Regions from separate parts of the Mus musculus genome. Here all the other regions are linked to region 1. A link is a loop called in an ENCODE intact Hi-C map of the cell type or tissue named here. Cell type or tissue: left cerebral cortex. All regions are shown on one strand.

Region 1 (8,000 bases):
GTGTTTTCTGCTCTTTCAGATGCCTAGAGTTCAGTTCCCAGGACCCACATCAGGCAGCCTGCAATTTCAGCTCCAGGGGGATCTTATGTCTGCTTCTGGCTTCCTCTAGCGACTGCTACACATGTAGCGTTTTTTCACTCACACACATATTCTAGGAACCTTAAAGACCCACAAATCCTGCATCCCCCTCATTTGCTTCCTCATACACTAGGCTAGCTGGCCAGAGAGCTTGCAGGGATGTCTCCTCACTCAAGACATCTGTCTGGCTGTAACAGCTGGGTTTTACAGAAAGGTAAAGCCACAGCGTCTGGTTTTCCATGAATCCTCACGATTGCTTTGCAAGCACTTTACCCACTTACCACCTCTTCATATATACTATATTTTCATTAATAAAATTCTAGCATTGTCTACTGGCTTAAATTATGGTAAAGGCATGGATTTTGTCCTGACATCTCTTCCCTTCCTCTTTCCAAAATACTTTTGAGGTTCTTTGAAATTATTCAGTGTTTATTTGATTATGCCTATTATCCACAGCTGCACACTATGGTACAGTTTCATTCCTTCTCAAGGTAGCTACAAGCCTTGTTTGTTTGTTTGTTTGTTTTTGAGACAGGGTTTCTCTGCATAGCCCAGGCTGGCCTTGAACTCAGAAATCCACCTGCCTCTGCCTCCCAAGTGCTGGGATTAAAGGCGTGCGCCACCACAGCCCGGCTGATAGCCACAAATCTTAAAACAAATACAAAATAAATTCAGTCAAAAACTTGACTCAGTTAATGAGGATCATAAGATGTTAGAAGGAACTATAGAGTGAATATAAAGCACCCATTGTTGAAGTAAAAATGATAACTGAATCACCCAACTTATGTCAAATGGCTTTCTCTGAGAAGAGGTATGAGTCAGTGAGTCTCGTGTAACATGCTGTAGAAATGTCCAGCATCCCACAGAAAGTTGAGGCTCACTCTGGCATCAGAGCATGCAGAAAAGTGTGGCTTGTTTCTCACTTAAGACACACTCTCTCATTCTCTATTTTTTTTTTTTTTTTTTGCTTGTTTTTCTGGCCTATTTCAATGTCCTTCACAATCTTTCTCTTCAAGAAGAAAAAAAAAATCACTATTATCTGTATAAACTCAACAGCTAAGCGGTTTCTCCACTTTATCATGCTGTCATTTTCCTTAATCCCTTGGCCTTTGGCAGAGTCCAGTGGTATTTATTGGCTCCCTCTAAGTAGGCTTCAGAGAGATGGGGGAAGGACAGAAATCCAATCCTTTAGCCTACTTGCGAGCCCTCCTTTCTGGTCTGAGCCTAGAGGGCCACGCCAGAATGGTAGCCACGCCCCTTCCCGCAGGCACGCCCCGACAGGCCCAACAATAGAGCACGAATACGTCACGTGGGCCTCGCAGTGACAAAGACAACGTGGCGAAAGACAGCGCCAAAAATCTCCGTGCCCGCTGTCTGCCACCAACTCCGTCTTGTTTCACCCTTCTCCTCCTTGCGGAGCTCGTCTGGGAGACGGTGAATTACCGAGTTACCCTCAATTCCTACAGCCCCCGACAGCGAGCCCAGCCACGCGCACCGCGGTCAAACAGCGCCGGAGAGAGTTGAACTTTTGATTGGGCGTGATCTGTTTCAATCTCCACATCTTCTCCAATCAGAAGCCAGGTAGCCCGGCCTTCCGCTCTTCGTTGGTCTGTATGTGGCAGAAGGCGGAGGGAGAGATTCCGAGCCGACGTCCCGCGAGAGCGGCGCCGGGCGCCCAGAGCGCAGGCGCACAGGAGTTGGCAAGGGCCCGGGCCGAGGGCGGGCCAGAAGACGCGTCCTTTGGCTGTGGACACCGTCGTAGAGTCGTCTGGGTTGAACCGCTGGGCCGAAAGCTTTTGTCAGGGGCCTGGGCGAGAACGAGGCCCGCGAGGTTCCGGATGGTGTCCATGACTTTCAAACGGAGCCGCAGCGACCGGTTCTACAGCACCCGGTGCTGCGGCTGTTGCCATGTCCGCACCGGGACGATCATCCTGGGGACCTGGTACATGGTAAGGGCTGGCTGGCAGGGCCGCTCCACCAGGCCAGTGCGCCTGCGCGACAAGTGGGCCTGGTGGGCAGGGGGCGGGGACGTGAAAGTTGTTGGGGCGCTACTTTTCGGGGTGCTTTTAACTGTGAACTGAGGCTTTACGAGATGGGGCTCCCCAGGATTTGGGAGGGGATGGGAATAGGATCGTCATTTCGGGTTCGGGAAGTGCGCAACCCTCATCCCGCCCCACCCCCCCATCGAAACAATTATTGTCCCGCAGTTATGCAGCCAGTTCGGACGTTTTGTCCGAATCGAAAGCGAAATCCAGTTCGGGTGCCTCCTGCAGTTTTTGTTGAGGCGTTCGGTGATGTAGCCAGAGGTCTCTGTTTTGAGTCTAGACGTTAGCCAGAATTTACAGTGGGTCAGATTTTCCTCATTACACCCCCTCCCTGCCTTGTCAGGTGGGTTTTCATCCCAAGGCCGCCTTGGTTTGGAAGAGATGTTTATTGAAAGCCTGCTATGTCCTTACTGACATTTTCTGGGCTCCAGGATCTGTGTGATTCTGTCACAGCAGATGGACGGGCTTGTTGGTTCCATATTCGGCAGAAAGTCTTGTGACTTAAAAAAAAAATTAGTTCCCAGTATCTGTTCATATGAACTTATTTGTTGCGATTTCCAAACCCGTGATTTTTTAAAGATAGTTTTAAGCAATTAAACTTTGCCGAAGCTTTGAGGAACATGTTTTGCTGGCGTGACCACTTGGATGACTTTTGAAATTTCGTCGTGGGGGTGGGGGGTGAGGGTAGGAAGTGGAGTTAGTGTGCAGTTTCTGATACTTACATGAAGAGCAAAGGAGGGAGAGGCGTACCCCTGTCCTCTCTTCCTTCTCTTTACTCTTCCCCGCCCAGTATCTTGAAGTCATTAGTAACTTTGGCAGAACACCAGATGAAAATCTTCCTCAGGCAGATGGCTTCCCAGCCCACCCCAGGGGACTATCAGACCTCTGCAGGATTGCAGCTTTTTCCGTCTTGTATCCTTATGTACATTAGAGAAGAGCCCCAGGAAAGCTTGAATGTGGTTTGGTATGCTTGCGATGAGGTTATTTTCACGTTTTCAGTACTTCTGTACTCAGAGAGTCACCCTACTGCTTCTGTAGAATTAATTCCATCACATTTTCTTTAAGAAACTGCCTCCTGCATACATTACCTGAGCTGTAGTTCTGGACCTGGACTAGTTACTGACAATCAGTTGGGTTGTATATCTCACTTTCTGTTGCTTTCCTTTTTGTTAAGAGTATGGGTTTTTCATTTCTTTGTCCTTCACCATCTTCCATTCTCTTAAATGATTAATTCTTGTCTTCCCCATCGTCCTCTTACCTCCCTGCTTTCTCCCAGAAAATGACCTTCATTGAACTTAGCAAAGCAAATAGGATTGGCACCTGGGATTCTTGCCTGAAAACTTCATCTTCCTGTTTCTTCTTCCATCCCTCCTCTTACACAGCTAACACCCATCTGCAACTCCAGTCCAAGGAGAATCTAGCCTCTTGTGGCCTCTATAAACATTGCACACAAGTTACCACAAACATGAAGACAAAACACCCACACAGTGAAATAAAAATAAACAAAAACTAAAATTAGGAAAAAAGTCCTTGCTATAGTTTTTCAATCTGCATTTTGAGTTCCCTCAAACAAAGGCCACAGCATCAAAAACTCCGACTAACAAAGAGTATAGAGAAATGCTGCCAATATATCTGAATGACTGAAGAGGTGTTTTTTTTCATCTTAAAAGGTTTGAAGCCCTTTATAAGTGCTGGGAATTGCACCCAGGACAGCAACTAGTGTTCCTAGCTACTCCAGCGTGCCCTCCCCCCCCCCCCAGGTTTTTGTTTTGTTTTTAACAGAGGGATTGAGAGAGTTCTAAATCTGTAGCACAACTGAAGCTCTTGGTGTGAAAAGCACACACACACACACACACACACACACACACACACACACCCGCCTTTGAAAAGATGCTGTCTTGAATCAACTTCCAGCTTAGAATATTGTAAACTGTTTCAGTTGGTTTGTTTTAATTCATATAAGAGACTTATTGCCTGTCTTCAGTGTAAAGGGCTCTGAGGAACATAGGAAGGGGATGATAGATGGCCCATATTACATGCCTTCAGTATTCTTACTACTTGTTGCATGGTAGGTTCTAGCTCTGCTTACTTTGGTCATGACATCATCCCTTGATGGTGATGGTATTACAGAGAACTTAGGAGCACAGCCAGGGAAGTGGAACTTAGAGTCACAGAGGAGAAGGGGCACAGTGATGCAGATTCTTATCACATTGAGGAGGAGAACATTTGTTTTGCTTAGTATGTTATTGTTGGTGACTTTAAAAAGTGTACAAGCCTTAGTTCTACAGTAGTGTGAAAACATACTTTCTGCTAGTTGGGGTGCACTTAGGAGATGAAAACAGTATCATGTATAATGCCTCCAAATAAAGAGGTCTCGTCCAAATTCTGCATTCCATTGCCATAGCAGAGACATAAGCTGACAACAGCTCGAATGACCTTTCCTCTTTATTTCCGCCTTGCCATTGTTCCCTTCCTCACCACTTTGTCATGAGCACTGCTGTTTGATTCCAGGGGACAGTATGTCTGGACCTGTGTGGGAGAATAATGAGCCGCCAGGTTGTCTGGACCAAGGCCTGCATTTATGATGCTTTCTGTGGTGTTTGAAACGTGGAGGCACAGCCCTTCCTCCTGCTGGTCTGGGACACTCTGTCAGTGACTGATATTGAAACCTTTGAAATCTAGAATTAACATTGATTTTTTTTTTTTTTTTTACATACCATCATGTATGTCAAAGGATTAATTGAATGGAGCCTATAATATAAGTTCTTGGGAGGTGGTATCAGGAGATCAGAAGTTCAAACTCAGCCTTGGTGATAGGCCAGCCTAGGCTACATAGGATGATAGCTCTAAAACCAAACCAAACCCTTAAGTGTTAATGGTTGGTATTGAATAATAGTTCTGGGGGACATAGAACCAGAGGTACCAAACCTGAAGAGTTTGCATCTAATAGTTTAAATGTGAAAGAAGTGCATAAGTAATACGTGACTTTAGAGTGAGTTCAGGCTTCCATTTCTACATTCCTCAAGTTTACTTCTTTATCATTTGAAGCCAGATTTTTTTTTTAATTCTAAGGAGATATGAACTCAAGTACATAATAACTCATAAATTAAAAAACCTGTTTCAAGAAATAGTCTTTATGATATAAATGCATATTTTTGTTCTGTTCTTTGTTTTTTCGAGACAGGATTTCTCTGTGTAGAATGTCCTGGAACTCACATTATAGACCTAAGGTGGACTTTGTCATGGATGTTTTAACCTTAAGTAACATAGTGTTAGGAAGAAGTCAAGACATCCTCATGCCACAGAGGCCTTTCACCCGTTAGTCCTGGCCAGTATCTCTGATGAACAGTGCAGAAATTCTCGATAAAACCCCGATACACAGAATTCAACATCACATCACAAAGTAAATCCTCAGGATCAGGTGGGTTTCCTCCTAAGGGTGCAAGGATGGTTCAGCCCATGCAAGTCAGTAAAGGCAGACACAGAATATACACAGAATATATACACAGAATAGAGATCCAGGGGCTGGTAAGAGATGGCTCAGTGGTTAAGAACAATGGCTGCTCTTCCAGAGGTCCTGAGTTCAATTCCCAGCAACTACATGATGACTCACAACCATCTATAGGAGGAACTGATGCCCTCTTCATGCAGGCCGATGTATATGCAGCAGAGCACTCAGACATTAAATAAAATTTTAAAAATGGTATAAAAAAAGAGAGAGAGAGAGTGCGAGGGAGAGAAAACCAAATCCCTAGGACTATTTCAGTAGCTGCAGTTACATAGTTAATACATTTTGCCATCCTTTCACATGAAAAAGGTGGAGCTGAAGAGATGACCCAGTGGATAAGAGATTATTCCCAATACCCACATGGTGACTTACAACTTTGTAACTGCAGTTCCAGGGATCAGACAGCATCTAGCTTCTTCCAGGCATCAGGTATGCAAGTGGTACACTAACTAGCAGGCATGCAGGCAAAATATCCACATACATACTGGTTGAAAGTATTCTTAAAGTGGATATACAACACAATAAAAGCCAGCCAGATAATACTGACAGCTAACATCATACCAAATTAGCTCTTCTCTAAGATCAGAAACCAAATCAGCATTGCTTCCTTTCAACATTTATGTTCGACATAGTATTGAAAGTCCTAGCCAGGGGCTGGCGAGATGGCTCAGTGGTTAAGAGTGCCGACTGCTCTTCCAAAGGTCCGGAGTTCAAATCCCAGCAACCACATGGTGGCTCACAACCATCTATAACGAAATCTGATGCCCTCTTATGGAGTATCTGAGGACAGCTACAGTGTACTTTCATATAATAAATAAATAAATCTTTAAAAAAAAAAAAGAAAAGTCATAGCCAGAGCAGTTGGCTAAGAGAAACAGATGAAGAACTTAGAGATAGGAAAGGAGGGATCAAGGCTCTGTATTGGCAGATGACACAATCAAATATATAGAAAATCCTGAAAACTGAAAATAATCTGAGAATTAGTAAATTTAAAGAGTAGTAAAACAACTTCAAATATCGCGTGTTTATGCACCAGTGAGGACTACCTGAACAAGAAGTTAGGAAAGCGCTTGTGTCATAGCTAAAAAAGCAAAGCAAGCAAAACAAACACTTCTGCGAGTAACTAGCCAGAGGTGAAAAAATCTAGTCTATGATGAGAATAAAACATCCGTGAAGGCTTTGAACAGGTCACAAATAATGAAAAGATCCCGTAGGCACGAATCAGAACTACTAGTATTGTTAGATGCTTTGTACCCAAAGCGATCTGTAAGTGTGAGGTAGTACCTGTTATGTTGTCCTTCACTTACTAGGAGAAAACAGTTCCTAAAAGGTGAGTGGAGCCACTCAGGGCTGTGCCAAAGAAGTCTTGAGCAAAAAAACCCAAACCAAACCAACCAACCAACCAACCAAACAAACAAACAAACAAAAACCCCCAAAGCTGGAAGTATCCCACTGTCCAGTTTTAAAATGTAAAGCTATCATAACCAACACAGCTTAGGCCTGGTACAGAAATACAGAAATAGTTAGAGACCAATGGAAAAGAATAGAAAACCCAAAAATAGACCCACACTCCCCACAGCCAGGTGATTCTCAGCAGAAGTGCTAGATATACACATTTGAGCAAGCGCATTTTCTGTAGTGAATACTGCTAGGAAAATGGCATGGACTAGATCCTGCTCTCAATAAAAGCCAACTTAAATATTACAAAATAGTTGAGTATAAAGCTGAGACTAACCTACTAGGAGAGAATATAGGAGAAGCACTGACAAAAGTCTGTGTTTTAGGGTTCCTGTTGCTGTGATGAAACACCATGACTAAAAGCAACTAAAAGCATTAGACCAAAAGATGGAAGTATCACACTGTCCAGTTTCAAAATGTAAATCTGTCATAAGCAACACAGCCTAGGCCTGGAACAAAAATAGATATGGACTGTTTTGCTTACAGTTGCACATAACAAGTCCATAATAAAGGGGAAGTCAGGGCAGGAACCTAGGCTGGAGCAGAGGCTGTGGAAATGCTCTGCTTGCTGCTTTGCTCATCCTGTGCTCGCTCGCTAGTGCGCTCTCTCTCTCTCTTTCTCTTTCTCTCTCTCTCTCAAAGAATTATTTATTTTATGTATATGAGTACACTGTAGCTGTTTTCAGACACACCAGAATAGGACATCAGATCCCATTACAGATGGTTGTGAGTCACCATGTGGTTGCTGGGAATTGAACTCAGACCCTCTGGAAAAGCAGTCAGTGCTCTTAACCACTGAGCCATCTCTTCAGCCCTCAGCCTGCTTTCTTATGCACCCAGGACCACCTGTCCAGTAGCACCATGTCTAGTGAGCTGGGCCCTCCCCTCCCACACCAATCATTAATCAAGAA
Region 2 (8,000 bases), 150 kb before region 1:
GTCCCACCTGTGGTGTCAGCACCTGGGAAGCTGAGGATGATGGGGAGTCCAAGGTCATTAGCTACATAGTATAGGCTAGCCTGGGGTACATGGGTCACAAAAAAGAAAAAAAAATAAGCACATTGTAATCCCAGCACTTGACAGACCAATGGGGGGGGGATTGCTGTGAGTTTAAGACAGCCTGGCCTACAAAGAAAAACCCTACCCAAACCCAAGAAAAATGAAACCAGTAATATAAATAGCTATTTTCATTTTAAATGCTCTAAAGACACAGCGTTAACACAAAAGCTCTCGTCTGTGGTTCCTATTCCCTCCTTCTCCCCCAGGTCTTCTTTAATGTATACTTTTTGTTTGCTTATTTGCTTGTTTTGGATTTTGGCTTTTAAAGACAGGGTCTCACTATGTAGCTCCAACTATTTGGGAACTCACTATGTAGACCAGGCTAGCCAGGGACTTATAGAGATCTACCTACCACTGCCTCCCAAGTGCTGAGACTAAAGGCATGTGACACTTTGCTTGGTTATTACAAACATTTTAAAAGAACATTTTGAACATTAATAGATGTATGTATATATATCACTCTATGTAGTATATATGTTAGACATTTTTCACTTGAGATACATATTTCATCTCAAAATAAGTTTTTTGTTTTTTTTTCTTCTTTTTAAATTTATTTTATTTTTTTTTTATTTATTTTATTATTATATGTAAGTACACTGTAGCTGTCTTCAGACACACCAGAAGAGGGAGTCAGATCTTGTTACGGATGGTTGTGAGCCACCATGTGGTTGCTGGGATTCGAACTCTGGACCTTCGGAAGAGCAGTCGGGTGCTCTTACCCACTGAGCCATCTCACCAGCCCCTTAAATTTATTTTTATCTTATGTCCATTGGTGTTTTGCCTGCATGTATGTGTAAAAGTGTCAGAAACTGAAGTTACAGACTGTTGTGAGCTACCATTGTTGTGGGTGCTGGGACTTGAACCTGGGTCCTCTGGAAGAGCAGTCATTATTCTTAACCACTGAGCCATCTCTCTAGCCCTCGTTTTTTAGTTTTTTTTTTTGTTTTGTTTTGTTTTTTGTTTTTTTAAGATTTTCTTATTTATTATATGTAAGTACACTGTAGCTGTCTTCAGACACTCCAGAAGAGGGCGCCAGATCTCGTTATGGATGGTTGTGAGCCACCATGTGGTTGCTGGGAATTGAACTCCAGACCTTTGGAAGAGCAGTCAGTGCTCTTAACTGCTGAGCCATCTCTCCAGCCCCGTTTTTTAGGTTTTTGAAGACAGGGTTTCCTGTGTAGCTCTAGCTGTCCAGGAACTAGCTCTGTAGACCAGGTTGGCCTCAAATTTAGAGATTTGCCTGTCTCTCTGCCTCTCGAGAGCTGGGATTAAAAGTGTGCAGCCCAACAATCTACTCAAAGTAGGTTTTGAAAAAGCTTTCCATATTAGGAGTTAACTAGCTTCATTTCAGAAATACTGCATGGAATTCAAATGTGGGACCATTCATAGCTACTTTGGTTTTCCTTCAGTGACAGGCATTCGGCATGCCTATTAGGGAAGTCAAATGGCCTGGAGAAGTCATCCTGGGTGAGAGGGCTAATGCATTTTCAGCTTGACAGACACTGTCAACCTATGCAGACAGTCTGCTCCAGCTCAGATGTCAATTGCATGCAGACCTGCAGTCAGACGCTAAGCTCCCTACCTACTCTCCATCAGCTTAGATGTAAGGGGTGCTGGAACAAAGGCTCTCTCTCTCTCTCTCTCTCTCTCTCTCTCTCTCTCTCTTTCTTAGAATTAGTATTCTATTTTATTTTATGTAAATTGGTACTTCACTTACATGTATGTCCGTGTGAGGATGTTGTATCCTCTGGTACTGGAGTTATAGACAGCTGTAAGTCGCCATACAGGTGCTGGGAATTGAACCCTGATCCTCTGGAAGAATAGTCAGTGCTCTTAACCCCTGAGCCATCTCTCCAACCTCTTGCATATTGAGGACAGGGAGGAATCACAAGCCATGTAGGGTGCCTGGGCTCTGAGGTCAACAGGACCATAGCCTCCTTTCTTTATGTGCCTTTCTTGGGGTCTCCCTATAGGAGTCGTCTTCGTTGCCTCTTTACTGTCTCATTGATCTGGGCTAAACTTATGCAGTTGGAAGGAAAGATCAAGCTGGTCATGTTTAAAACATGAAACAGCCTCATCAGTCCCTTCCTGTTCCCGTCTCCCCCCCCCCCTCCCGCCCCCATTTTGAGAGGACAGGAAGGTAAAATACCAAAGTGTCCTATTTTCCTCCAAATATCAGGCTCAAAGGACTGAAGAGCTGACTTCAGATCCCAAAGCCACTGTGTTAGGAGGCACCTGCTTTTTAGGTCCTAAGCCTTCCTGAGCCTTGCTATTGGGTATTCTTTACCAAGACCCTCAAGGATCTAGGCAAGAACTGGGCAGGATCTGTATGTAGCCCATAGTTAGACCTAGGGCAGCTGAGACGCCAAAAGGGAGAGTTTCCTGAGGACAAAAGTGTTCAAACACAACTGGGTGCTGGTTGTTGGGCTACTGCTGGAGGTGTGGTGTGTGTAAAGGAGGCTGTTGAATTCCCAGAAGGCTGGTTCCACAGTGTAGAGTCTACACTGGGGACTTCCCGAGACGCTGAGCCTCAGATCTAGCTTCTCAGTCCAGGCCAGCTGATGTGGGGCTGAGGAACAAGGATGGATGCCATCTATGGCCCCTGCCTTGCAGGTGCAAAGGGCCTTTGGCACCATCTACAGATTGAGGGCAAGACAGGGCTGGTTCTTCCTCCTTGCTCTCGCTGCTATCTGCCTCGCCTGTAGGCTCTCTGGGCTCCTTTTTGGACTGACACGTCTGAAGGACGTTGGAAACTGTGAGGTCCAGGCCCCATAGAGAATCATGAAGGAACAGGAATTCAACTGGAGCTCCGCAGCTGGTTAGGCCTGCGGTCACCTGGAAACAAAGAGGCCATTTATTTTTTCCTTTGGTCTTGGACAAGGAAGAGAAGGGGCTTTCTATAAATAGAAAGACAGCAAAAAAGAAAATAATAATAATAATAATAATAATAATAATAATAAAAACAATAACAAAGCCAGCTCTTCCAGACAGTGCTCATGTCTTTAAAGGTCTTTAAAGGTCTGGAGTTCCCAGCAATTAAGTAAAGGACCAAGACCTCAGGGGTCCCCTATCCTCAGCCCGTGGGGAGGTGGGAACCATACATCGATCCCTCGGTTTATATATAGCCTCATCGCTGTGGGGCTCCGAGGTTGCCCCCAAAATCTTGCTCACCTGGAGGACCCCTGGGTGTCCTCGCCCAGAGGGCGCTGCAGCCTCGCACGTAGAGAACTAACAATCGCCCTTCTCCAGGGCAGTGCCTCCGGACTCCGGACCAGGACATAGTAGCGAGTGCACCTGGGTCTCCGTCAGCTACGCATCAAGGAAGGTGCGACGCGGGAATTACAGATTGCCGGCACTCACCAGTGCTCAGGGGAGGAAGGTGGGACTCAGACCTGCAAGAGCTGAAGAGTGGGGTGGGCTTCGATCCTAGGAGGCGTGGAAGGGGGTGTGGCTGGATCCCTGGGGGGTGGGGCGCTCCAAGGGGCGGGGCAACCCAGGGGGCGGGGCCCGAGGGGTGGAGATTGGGACTACCCAGGCCCGCGGAGCTGGGGGTGGGCGGCTAGTTTTGCAACTGCAGAGCCTTTGGGTTTATTATAAGGCGGAGCTCCGCGGGAGAGGTGCGGGCCAGAGGAGACAGAGCCTAACGCAGAGGAAGGGACCTGGCAGTCGGGAGCTGACTCCAGCCGGCGAAACCTACAGCCCTCGCTCGAGAGAGCAGCGAGCTGGGCAGGAGCCTGGGACAGCAAAGCGCAGAGCAATCAGCAGAGCCGGCCCGGAGCTCCGTGCAACCGGCAACTCGGATCCACGAAGCCCACCGAGCTCCCGCCGCCGGTCTGGGCAGCATGAGACGCGCGGCGCTCTGGCTCTGGCTCTGCGCGCTGGCGCTGCGCCTGCAGCCTGCCCTCCCGGTGAGTGTGGCCCGGGGCAGGGCTGGGAGGCGGCGGGAAGCCGGGACTCGCCACTCGCCGATGCCATGCAGGCGGCAGCACGTGGAGGGGGAGGGGAGCGGGGACTTCTTCCCGCGCTGCCTGGCGGATCCTGGGATGGTGAGCCCTTTAATGAGGACTCCTGTCCCAATTCCTCTACGGTCCGTGGATGCCAGGAGGCTATCCCAGCTCGTGGTCCGGGCGTCCTGCAGAGTGGAACCTCCATTGGTTCCCCGCTCCCAATTAAGTAAAACGACTCCACATGGGTCTGAGTCCGCCGGCCTTAGGCGCTCCGCCGGCCTTAGGCGCCGCTTGGAGTTGCTCTCTCCCGTTGCTGTCTTGCTGGCCATCTCAGCGGCCTGGCCTCCGCCAGTGTCCCGGAGGGATGCAGTGGCCATGGCCACAACGCCTTTTCCATAGACCCTAATTCAAACCAGACTGCAGGCTGCACCCCCAGCGCCGCGGAGTCCGGGCGCTCGGCCCTTTGCACCGGGGCAAGTTTGGGCACAGCAGAGCCGGCGCGGGAACAGGGGGAAGCTGACGTTCGGGGTGGCGGGAGGGACGGGATTAAGGCTGTTTGTGGGACACAAGAGGGTGGCTCAGGGACCTTCGGTTTTTCTCTGGCTGCCCCAGGTGAGCCGGGCCGAGCTGGCAGCGGGAGGTTCCGGGAAGTTGGCTTCAGAACGCTGAAGACCCTAAGAACCCAACTTTGGGGTCGCTGAAGTTGTGCTGCCCCCGGAGGGCCTCCTCCGCATGGCCCGCGCGGGGGACCCTCCCCGCGAGTGGACCCCGGTACGGCTCTTCCCCTCCCCCGACTCGGCTTTGTGCTGAAGCCGCGCGTAGGGAAGGCGGGTCCCTTGGCCCGCCCAGTAGGGCCGCGGGGAAAGAGGGACGAACGTGGAGCTGGCGACTGGTGGGGGAAAGCTTCTGGGTAGGATGCAGCCATCCACCTTTGGTGGGGGTCGGTCTCTCTAATCAGCGGCTTGGCCGACAAAGAGCTTGGTCGAGGGTACCCCAGAAAGTGCTCTCCCGCCCCAGCCGCCGTCCGCTAGCCCGCCTTCCCCAACGGGGGCGCTTTGTTCTCGGCCCCTGTAACCCTTCCCTGGGAACCGCCCCGCAGCGCTGGTCCTTGACGTGGGCCGGGTCCTGGGTCGCCGCCAGGTGTCAGCGCTGCCCTCCGGGTGTCCACGCCCCTAGCCCCCGCACCCGCTGTGAAGTCCCGGGTGTCCTTTCCACTGGCGGCTTTGCCCAACCCCTGGAAGGCAGAGGCGAGGTGCGGAGCCTCAGGCTTTATCCCTCCCGGAAGTGGCAGTCTCCCACCGCCACATCTGGTCTGCTTAACTTCGATAGTCCTGGCAAAGGCAGACACGTGCACAGGGAAGGAGAGTTGAGCGCTGGTAGATACCAAGGTCGTGTACAAATAAAGTGGCACACGGACACGTCCCCAGTCACTGTTAATGGCATTGCCTTCGCTCCTTCCCAGGTGGCTGGTGCTCTCCATCACTCTGGAGCCCAAGAGAGGGCCTCCATAATTGTATTGCCCATGAGTTGGGGTTGTGTGGGGGCGCCAAATCAGGGTTCTCTGGGAGGGCTATGAATTCCGAACTGAGTCTCCTGTGCACTCCTGGCTTTAAGGTTCAAGAAATTGTTTGAGGGTTGTGGTTTTTGTGGGACTCAGATTATGCCTGGAATCATAGTTACCACTGTGGAGAAGAAAGTGGAGCTACTTAGCATGCCTCCCCGGCCCGCCTGGCATTACCTCCGGCTCTGTTCTCTAGGCCCAACGTGAGGCCTCACTGGGGCAGTACAGATGCAGTACTGAATTTCTTTCCAGCCAGGATCTGGAGAGGTGGTGTTCTCTTCCCTGGTGTCTTTAGAGAGGCAGATATTCCTGTGACCTAAGCCCCTCAAGCACCCATTAATAATGCTGAGTAGACAACTAGAGGTGGCGTTTTCCGGAACTTCCTGTGTGCTGGCCTGGGAGGTTGAACCCTCTAGGGAAACAGGTCTAGGAAGTAGAATTATCTCAATGGAAGGCTTCCTGGAGGAAGAAGATGAGCTGAGCCCCCAGGTCACTGTCTGAGCTTTAGGATCAGACTCCCACTTGGAGGCAAGAGTGTTCGTTTTACTTTTTTTTTTTAAGTTTGGTTTATTTTCTCTCTAACAGAAAACAAACAAACAAACAAAAAAAAACCCCACATTTGTTTAAAAGTGGGTGCATAAGAGTGAGGACATATTCAGAGCTTCCCCTTTTCCTGAAAAATGAAGGCAGCTGGGATTTACTTAAAATGAGAGCACATATCCACAAATTGCCAGAGAGCTGGTCCCTTTCTCAGGGCTCCCTAAGCTCCTGTGGGAAGCAGGTCAGACAGCCCTGGGGACCAGAGAGATAGGGAGTGCTTTTGGGTGCCTGCCTTTGAATGGGGAAGGGGGGGGGAGCTGCTGGGATCAGAGGCTGCTAGCAACTACTCCCCAGAGACTGAAGCAGGTTTGTCCCTCAGTGTCCTGTGGTCTTCTGTTTCTCCTATATAGAATAGGAGAAATGGTTATTTGCTCTGGAATAGTGACTTGCTATTTGTTCCCTTTCTTTCCTCTCCCTTACTGTAATCATTTGGACTAGTAGAGACACTTTCCCCAGGTCTGGCAGAATGGGAGGGAGTGGGGGAGGCCTGTGCTTGCATGATGTCACTGCTGGCTTCAGCTCTCCAGGGAGGGTGGAGTTGGTTGTAACCTACCTGTGGCTCTTGATGGGCCACAATAAAACCTCATTAACACACATTGGTAGGGAGAAGGGACTGGAAAGAATGATGGGAAAGATTGATGTTTTTCCTTTTTTTTTTTTTTTTTTTTTGGCAGTACTTTCTAGATCTCCCCTCCCCCTTGCTGCAGCAAAATTTTGGATTCCTGAAGTCCTTTGAGAATGTATAATGGTAGCCAGACTTTTTTTTTTTCAGTCAGCTCAAAATTGCCTCCTTATAAAGTATCCTTGGTTGTTTTTTGTTGTTGTTGTTGTTGTTGTTTTGTTTTGTTTTAAGACAAGGTTTCTCTGTATAGTCCTGGCTGCCCTGGAACTCAATATGTAGACCAGGCTGGCCTCAAACTCAAAGAAATCCACCTACTTCTAACTTTCAGTGCTGGGCCTAAAGGTGTAGGCCACCAAAAGTGCTCAACTTTTACAAAGCAGTCTTACTTTGAGCAGGATTCTGAAACCCTTATTTCCTTTCTGTTATCTTCAACAATACACTGCTAGGTGTATTTAGTCCCTCATGATGCTGGGCCTCCTCAAGTGGCGCCAGGTCAAGCAGTCTCCTGGTTTTTGGTGGCTCTGAAGAAGACTGTGTCCCAGTGACTGGCAGTTTGAATTCGGAGCTTCTCTTTTCCTTCTCAGTCTTTGGCAGGCAGAGTGACACTGGTGTGCCCAAGCCTGGAGCTTCTCTGTTTAATTCTAGTTTATTTTCTTTATCAGACTGAAAAACAAATCAGGTTGGTTATAATTCTTATAAACACGAAGGTCTCACCTTTGCGTAGCTCTCCGGCTGTGTGGGTCTGATGTCCCTCGGGAATCTCTGTTGAGGCTGCTGCAGTGTGTGTGCGTGTAGAAAGGGCAAGGTAGAATGGACAGAAGCGTGCTGCCCACCCCACTGTCCTGTTCCTAAATGATGAAGCACTGGCCCGGTGAAGAGCCTAGAGAACTCCCTCGGTGGGAGATGCACACAATGCCAGGAAGCACACAGGAGCTTGAGTTCCAGCTTGGCAGTGTCTTCTCTTTGGTGACTTTATCAGCTCCAGCTGCCCTGGACTAACAAACAAGGCTAGCTCACTCTCAGTATTGATAATCGAAGGTCCTTGGTTCTGTTTGAGACTGATCCTCACTCGGTAGCCTTGAACTCTTAGCAATTCTCCTGTCTCAACTTTCAAAGAGCTGAAATTACAGACTCGAGCCACCATATGCGA
Region 3 (8,000 bases), 250 kb before region 1:
CATCATGTGGGTGATGGGACTCAAACTGAGGTCCTCTGAAAAAGCAGCAAGTGTTTTTAACTTCTAGGTCATTTCTCCATTTCTGACTTGTATTATTTTTATAAAGATAACAAAGTTACAAAATGAATTTACAAGAAGCTTTACAAACAGTCCTGGGGGAAAGGGCCACTTGCATAGGGAATATTAAGATGAAATTATGCTCTAGGATGCAATCTGCCTAAATTGCTGCTTCTCAATTATAACTGCACATTTTAACCACTGAGGAGCTTTTAAAAAATACCAATGTCTAGGCTCCAGCCCAGACCCATTAAGCCACAATCTCAGGGGTAGGACTTGGGAATTGGTGTGTGCTAAATGCTCCCCGAGTGATTGGGATGTACAACTCTGGTCAAGAACCACTTGAGATAACAGGTCACATGGATACGTCCCAAGATGACTGTCCTGGCTACAGAAAAGAGTCTCATGACCAGAGCTAGTTACTAGGGAAGAAGGAAGAACCACATGAGATGGGCGACAGCAGCCTGACCCCAGCCTGGCTTCTCTTGTCATAAAGTGCCTGACAGCAGGAACCAAGAAGGCGACCAAGAAGACCATGTGTGTTCTTGTTTACAACCTCTGTGTGTGTGTGTGTGTGTGTGTGTGTGTGTGTGTGTGTGTGTGAGAGAGAGAGAGAGAGAGAGAGAGAGATTGGCTTTCTGAGTTGGCATCTCATTGTATGTTGCTGATTCAAAATGGATAAGGCACACCCATTACAGGAGCAATTTCCAGTAAGCATGATGAACTATTGTGATTAGCTTACTAATGCTTCTCAAACATTACTTTGTATAGGCATTGCTTGAGAATCTTTTTAAAATGCAGATCCTGATTCAGTAGGTTTGGCCATGGGCCAATTTTGGCATGTCTAACAAGCTCCCAGGTGATTAGAGTGGCTGGTTGAGGTGTCAATTACAATGTCCATCTTAACTGCCAAGCACACAAGATATTTATATTAGCTGAGGAATACATTCTTTCCTTGTAGGTAACTCTAAAGAGAAGCCAATTATAATCACGAGGGCTTAATGAGCAGAGGAGATCGCAAAGCGTATGTGAAGGCACAAAAGCAAGGAGCTGCTCACTGAGCAGTGAGATGGGTGGGACAAGGCAGTCAGATCACTAAAAGGTGGGCCCTTACTGTTCTTCAGAACACAAAGCCATAAGGGATAGTCTATGAGAAAGAACTCTTCTAGGTCCAATTAGTGTGGGAAACATTACATTCTATGTCTCTCACTAGGGTATTTACAATGGCTACTTTAGTTTTCAAGATGCTAAGAAGTTTTCTTGCAATAATGAAGCCTTTCCTTAAATAGATAATAACTGATAGGTCAGGCAGGGTATGTCAAAATAAAAACCAGGGGTTGCTCTTCCAAAAATCATTCAGACTTTCTAGATGGTGACAAGAACATTAAACCAACTGCAGAGCCTTTCTAGGTGAGACCTTGTACAATGCCCAACACCAGGCCTGCTCTGAGGACGCTGAGAGGAGTAAAGGGGGCACTGGATAGAAGGTGTTTATACATTATAAACACCAGACAGACACATGGGCTTTGGTGAAGATTCTTGGCTGCAGTAGAAACTTGTTGGATCTAACTGCAACAAGACAGTCAAGAAGAAGTAGTAGTTGTGGTCACTGTAATTCATGATAAAGTTTTTTCCAGGCTAGTTTTGTTGTTGTTGTTGTTTTCCCCGAGACAGGGTTTCTCTATGTAGCCCTGGCTGTCCTGGAACTCACTTTATAGACCAGGCTGGTCTCGAACTCAGAAATCTGCCTGCCTCTGCCTCCTGAGTGCTGGGATTAAAGGCGTGCGCCAGCACTGCCAGGCGTCCAGGTAAGTTTTCCATACAGGCAAGTACCTAGGCAGTCAGCAGTCACCTATGCACGTGGAAGAGAAAGCTCCACATGGAAAAGAAACAGTGTTACAACATTCTCAGCTCTACTAAAGAGGTTCTCTACATCCAGAGGCAAGGCCAGCTCATAGAGACTGTCTAGTGGGGGGAGTGCCTCTTTACCCCAATTCCATTCTCTAAAGAAGAGGCTCTGATGGTTCCATTTAGTTTTACCTAGACTAAACAAGTCTATATAATGACTGTAGCTAGAGGCTCAGTGAATTCAATAATCCAGCTTGGAGACCCTGAGTCCTCTGAAATTGGTAATTTGGAATGCACAAGGATGTGCAAGCAAAACATATACATCCCATAACTGCTTAACTTGAGGGACAGTTTTTTTTCTTCCTTTTTGGACAGGGTATCATAGTCTCAGTTAAGGTTTTACTGCTGTGAACAGATACCATTACCAAGACAACTCTTATAAGGACATTTAGTTGGGACTGGCTGATAGGTTCAGAGGTTCAGTCCATTATCAAGGCAGGAACATGGCAGCATCCAGGCAGGCTGAGAGTTCTACATCTTCATTTGAAGGCTGCTGGCAGAATACTGACTTTCACGCAGCTAGGATGAGGGTCTTAAAGCCCACAACCACAGTGACATACCTATTCCAACAGGACCATACCTTAGAATAGTGCCACTCCCTGGGCAGAACATATACAAACCATCACACATATCCAGTCCCAGTTGCCCCAGTGAGACCTCTCTGCTTCTGTTTCCTAAATGCCAAGATTACAGATGTAGCCAACATGCATGGTCTGGGAGACATTTCTTAATGGAATAACTATTAATACCCAAAAGAAAGGAGAGGAGAGGAGAGGAGAGGAGAGGAGAGGAGAGGAGAAGAGAGGAGAGGAGAGAGCAAGCAAGAGTACTTGGGAACTGCTCCTGGAACACACATTGAGCTGGGATGCTTGAAGGACAGGTCTGAGTACCATGAGTTGAGTTGAGCTTGTATGATAGATGGCAGCAAGAAGAACTTACTACACAGACTGAGACCAGTGAAGGGAAGGCTGGTTGAGCCAGCTACCTATTCAAGTGAGGTCTGTATAGTGGAGGGATAGAGAAAGGAGACGCCTGCAGAAGTATTTGGGAAGTTAAAAATCCGCGAGGCTTGTCGATTTATCTATGAGGGGAGTGGGGGAAAGAGGAAAATAGTAAAAATGATTCAGAATAGTCATTTAGGAATGAATCAGTGGTGAAATTGCTAATTGTGGAGACAAAGTAAGGGTTGGGGATAGGGCACAGATATGACGGGTTCTTAGTATGTTTGGTGACAAGAATGATATTCAAATGGAAGCCTGAAACTTGGGCAGGAGGTAGAGACGTGATATGCCTGGGAGATGCAGAAGCATCTATCTCTACATGTTTATGGGTTGGAATTTAAAAACCCAGTACAACAATGTTGCAATGTTGGGAAGTGGTAGCCTAATAACAGGGGGATTGAGGATCTGGGGGGAGATGGCTCATTCGGTAATAATGTTTACTGAGCAAGCACAAAGATGGTTTGAGTTCCAGAACCTGTTTATAAAACAGGGAATTGTGGCAACTATAGGTAATCACAATGCCTGGCAGACAGAGACAAAAGGATTCCTGGGACTCACTGGCCGGCCAGCCCAGTAAAATCTCAGTGAGAGTGTCAACCTCATCCCTCCACGTGCCATGCACACACATGTGCACCTGTACACACACAAACATGCATATTGATATTTAAAAAGAGGTGGGATTAAGTCAAAGGGCTCTCCTGCATAAATTAGTATCACTATCTAGGGAGTATATGTTATTTTGAGTAGATTATTATAAAAGCAAGCTCAAGCCCTCCCCTCCTGGTCTTTTGTCCTTTTGAGTTTTATCATGGGATTGATTACACAGCCCCAAGGATCTTTCCACTACTTTTAGCATTGGACTTCCTAGTCTTCAGACGCTTGGGAAGTAAATTTATTTTCTTTATTAATGACCTGATTTAGTATTCTGTCAAAGCGATACAACAGTAAGATTTTTATTTATTTATTTATTTATTTATTTTGGTTTTGGTTTTTTGAGACAGGGTTTCTCTGTATAGCCCTGGCTGTCCTGGAACTCACTTTGTAGACCAGGCTGGCCTTGAACTCAGAAATCCGACTGCCTCTGACTCCCAAGTGCTGGGATTAAAGGCGTGCGCCACCACGCCCGGCAAGATAAATTTTAAATCAGTCTGTCTTTATAATGATGAAAACCCAAAGAGCTGTGTTTAACAGGCACTAGGATACATCACATGAACAAAGCACATACAGTCCTTAGCCTGGTAGAGCTCACAGATGCCTAGGGAAGACACTGAGTTAATTAAAAGGCCCTGGATTGTCAAAACCAGGAGGTAAGCCATTAATTAGGAAGTTGTCCCATGAGGGCCTAAACTCTCCAAGAGAGGTGTGATAGAAAGTGGTCCCAACGACTGCGACCAAATCTTTGGAGCCATTGTTGTTCCCTGCAGATTTCAAGGAAGGGCAAGACAATTCTGTAACTGGTAATAAGAAAACATTCAGTCTGATACATAGCCAAGGTAGTTTCTTTTGTGCTTACCCAGTACCCCTGGCTCATCAATTGCAGGAAGTCAGTAACACTTGCCTACTGTAGACGATAACAAGGTGCATTTTTTTTTTATCCCTAAACCTCCAACATTTGAGTGGAAAAGGGGAGATAAACGTTGAGCGGTAGGGCTGTATTAAGGTCTACAACTCCTGTAGGTGCCAGCATACCGGAAGTAGGGGGAAAGAGACTTCAATTTTGGGGTGCATGGGCAGCAGTGCTTACACACAGGCAGTTTAGGGAGAACAATGAGATATCCGGGAGGAAGCGGTGGATGAATAAATTCAGTCTCACACAGAAAGTCGGGGGTTTGCAGCACCACACGAGGCGCGTGACCAGCCCCGGGAGCAGAGCGCCAGAGGTCCGGCGTGCAGGCCAGCCCTGATCCCAGAAGGTAAAGGCCGGGAAGTGCACGCCCGATGGCGGCCTCACCCGCGAGGAGAGCGCCGCGCCAGTGCGCACGCGCGGAGCCCCGGCCGGCCCCCTGCGCCCGGCGCGCGGGAGAAGTACGCACTTCACTGCGAGGCGTCGCGGCTGGGTGAGTGCTCCCCCCTTTCTCCCGCAGTGCTTTGCGCGCGGCCGGTGGGCGGGGGAGGGAGGGGAGGGGAGGCGGCGGCGGCAGCCATGTTGTTGTGAGTCTCTGTGCCTCACCCTCGGTACTTCGGTGGTTCGGAGGAGGAGGGGGAGGAGAAGAAGGAGGTGGGGTGGGGGGGAGGGAGGTAGGAGGAGGAGAAAGAAGACGTCGCCGCCACCGGAGGCGGAGGGGGAGGACGGACGGCCGAGAGCGTCGCCGCCGGTGCCCAACGGTCGGTGTCCCCCGGCTGAGGCAGCGCGGCCGCAGCAGCCCTGTAAGTCAGCCCGCGCTCGCTTCGTCGGGTCCGTGGGCGCCGCGGGGGCCGGCTCTGGGCTTTGTGTGGCGGCCTCCGCGGGAGCAGGCCTCGGGCGGGAACGGGTCGGGCCTGGGCGGGGATCGCGGCGGGCCGCGGCCTGGGCCCCGCTCGCACAATGCCGGGGGAGGGGAGCCGGAAGGGGGTGTGCGCCGGCGGGGGAGGGGGCGCACTCGCCGCTTTCCCGCTTCCTTCCCGCGCCCCGCGCCCTTTGCCGGCCTTAGTGACCAGATCCGTGTGGGTGCCAGGCGGCCTCCAGCCCCTCGGTGCCCACAGTCTGGAAGAAGCACGGTGAATCCAGAGAAACGTGCGAGGTGGAAGTGGGTGAAGCGGAAGGAGTGGGTTTATGAGAGCGAGGGTGGGTGGGCGGGGGTCGCTAGGTTGGGGTGCGGGGTGGTCCTCTGGCCTGCGAGTGTCCAGGAAAACCTTGGCAAACGGATGTGAATGTGAAAGAAAATCGGGACTGGGGTTCGACCTGTTCAGGTGCCTTAGAAAGGAACGTGGTGCTTTTTGTTAGGGGAACATCTCTTCGGTACCCGAAGAACGAGGAACTTGAAAGCCGAAGACCAAAACAGCGACTTCAGATATTCGAACCTTAGTTTTGCTTGTGAATACGGTCAAATTTGAGGGGAAATAAACTGTGCGGAGTTTATGGCCGAACACGTGTAAAGTTAGTGCTTCTTCCAAGAATACGGCTTTAGAAACCCTTCTTTTTCCTCGTAGCCTTTTATTCTGTAACAGCTGAACTTTTGGGGAAGGGAATGGAATTCAGACGTTTTATGTACAAAAGAAGACATGCTATGATAGTTTTTTTCAGATTTAAAGAAATCTGGAGGAAGGGGTTTTCTGTGATGATTTCAGGAGAAATGTTTTTAAATGCTTAGCAGGGTGCAGTGCCTGGAAACGATACAGTGTGTCACGAAAGCAGTTTTAAGGAGTTACCTTGGCGTGTTTGAAGCTTGTTCACCGCTTAGATTCGTGACTCCTAACCATGTGACCGGGTGAATGGAGGATGGTTTAGGGAATTCTGGCCAGGAATCCTGTTAAAAATACAAAGATGGATTATTTTTAATTGGTTAATAATAAGCCTCTGTTGCTAGTCCGATATCCTGCTGTTTATAAATGATTTACATCATGTGACCAGTCATAAGTAATTGTCTGCATGTTCTTTAACTGAAGAATGTCTTTAAAATGATTCTGGGAGAGATTAAGTTCTGTAGGGTTGTCTTTGATGTTTTGGAGCACAGCTGTTCGACATGAAAAAGTTACAATAACTTTTTTATTTCAGAAACTTGCTACAGTATTCAGGGCTTTAATTTTATTTTTCTCATTTTATCAGTCTAGCAGATTTACCTTAACTGGATTTGCCAGGAGCACTTTTAAACATTTTCAGACAATCTAAGCTGATTTAATAAAATTTCTTTGTCTTGAGTCTAAAGTTCCTTTAGGTAGTTCATATTTAGTAAGATTTTAAAGTAATTTTTTCTTTAAAATTATATTACATTTTTGTGTAACTTCTTGTCTGTGTTGGTGGCTTGTGTATGGAGGTCAGAGGACAGATTGTGAGAGTTACTTCTCTCCTCCCACCGTGTGGGTCCTGGGGATGGGACTCAGGTTGTCTGGCTGTAGGTCCTCCACCTCTACTTTGTTACCTCTACTTTGTTGCCTGCCCAAAATTTTAAAGTAACTTAGTATGGGTACAAAACCATGGATTTTCTTTCCTCTTCTTTGTAATGTTGAGATAGTTTCTCTTTTAAAAATGTATTTTTCCACATCAGAAGTACTAATCAATTTAGGCCAGGTGTGACATCCAGAACGCTGACCAAGACTGCTTGTGTGTATGTATGTGGGTGTTTGTTCTTGTATTTATCTGAAATACACTATGTAAATACTCATATCTCACAAGGCTTTGATTAACTTGTATTCATTTACAGCTTTAGGCCATTTTACTAGCAGGTTAATAAACAGTGCACTTGTAGGTGGGTAAATTGAAATTGGCTTGTGACTCAGGCGGATTTCTGAGTTCGAGGCCAGTCTTGTGTACAGAGTGAGTTCCAGAGGATGACACAGAGAAACCCTGTCTCAAAACAAAACATTTCAGTTTGAAGGAATATTTTCCTACTGCATTAAAATTCAGAACCTACTGAATTGAGAAGCAAGTTAGACGGGGAACGAACGAACGATTTTTCATGCTGGCAAAGCCACAGAGAAATACTTTAGACTTAACACAATCACTTATAGCACAAGCTGCCAACCACCATCCTCTCCAACAGAAAGAACTATCTATCCTGGTTGGTCTCATGAAGTGAGACACATTTTCTGCTGGGGGCACACTCCCAGGAAAAGAGAGGAAGGGGTCAGCATAGTACTTAATTCTCTTACAACAGGCCTAATAGACAAACAAGGAGAAAAAAAGTGCAAGCCAGACAGTTTTCATGCCTTCTTTTTTGTTGTTGTTTTTTGTTTTTGATCCCAAGTGCTGGGATCAAAGGGGCGTGCAACACTCTTGGTTAACAAGTCAGTTTTTAAATAATTACTGCTTTTGTAGTTGAAACATGGACTTAAAGATATTTTCAAACTTTTCTAGTGCTTGAAACACTGTAGAATTATTATTATTATATAGGAGGT

The links. A loop is a pair of places that touch in the nucleus more often than their neighbours do. Peaks named below come from ENCODE experiments on the same cell type or tissue, not always from the same donor. Only the 100,000 strongest peaks of a DNase experiment are listed, where the experiment ranks them.
Region 2: a loop joins it to region 1, with 7 times the contacts of the local background. A loop is called at or near these places in 2 of 42 quality-filtered maps.
Region 3: it touches region 1 in a loop (4-fold over the local background); 2 of 42 quality-filtered maps call a loop at or near these places.

Annotation. Positions count from the first base shown.
Region 1 is chr12:8,920,268-8,928,267 of GRCm38, forward strand. Laptm4a (lysosomal-associated protein transmembrane 4A) reads left to right here and starts at 1,040. Exons shown (of 7, transcript NM_008640.2): 1 at 1,040-2,027. The coding sequence starts at 1,692. In left cerebral cortex, a CTCF peak has its summit at 3,601; DNase peaks (open chromatin) are centred at 942, 1,374, 1,690, 2,457 and 1 more place; H3K4me3 peaks cover 2,649 bases; H3K27ac peaks cover 2,001 bases.
Region 2 is chr12:8,767,674-8,775,673 of GRCm38, forward strand. It overlaps Sdc1 (syndecan 1), which reads left to right and starts at 3,723. Exons shown (of 5, transcript NM_011519.2): 1 at 3,723-4,028. The coding sequence starts at 3,963. Gm4755 (a long non-coding RNA gene) reads right to left here and starts at 3,598. Exons shown (of 3, transcript XR_381238.4): 1 at 3,292-3,598; 2 at 1,838-2,955. In left cerebral cortex, a CTCF peak has its summit at 3,352; DNase peaks (open chromatin) are centred at 3,403, 3,758, 3,977 and 5,164; H3K4me3 peaks cover 2,296 bases.
Region 3 is chr12:8,669,148-8,677,147 of GRCm38, forward strand. It overlaps Pum2 (pumilio RNA-binding family member 2), which reads left to right and starts at 5,112. Exons shown (of 21, transcript NM_001160220.1): 1 at 5,112-5,333. In left cerebral cortex, a CTCF peak has its summit at 4,909; DNase peaks (open chromatin) are centred at 4,288, 4,973, 5,372, 5,454 and 3 more places; H3K4me3 peaks cover 2,605 bases; H3K27ac peaks cover 1,605 bases.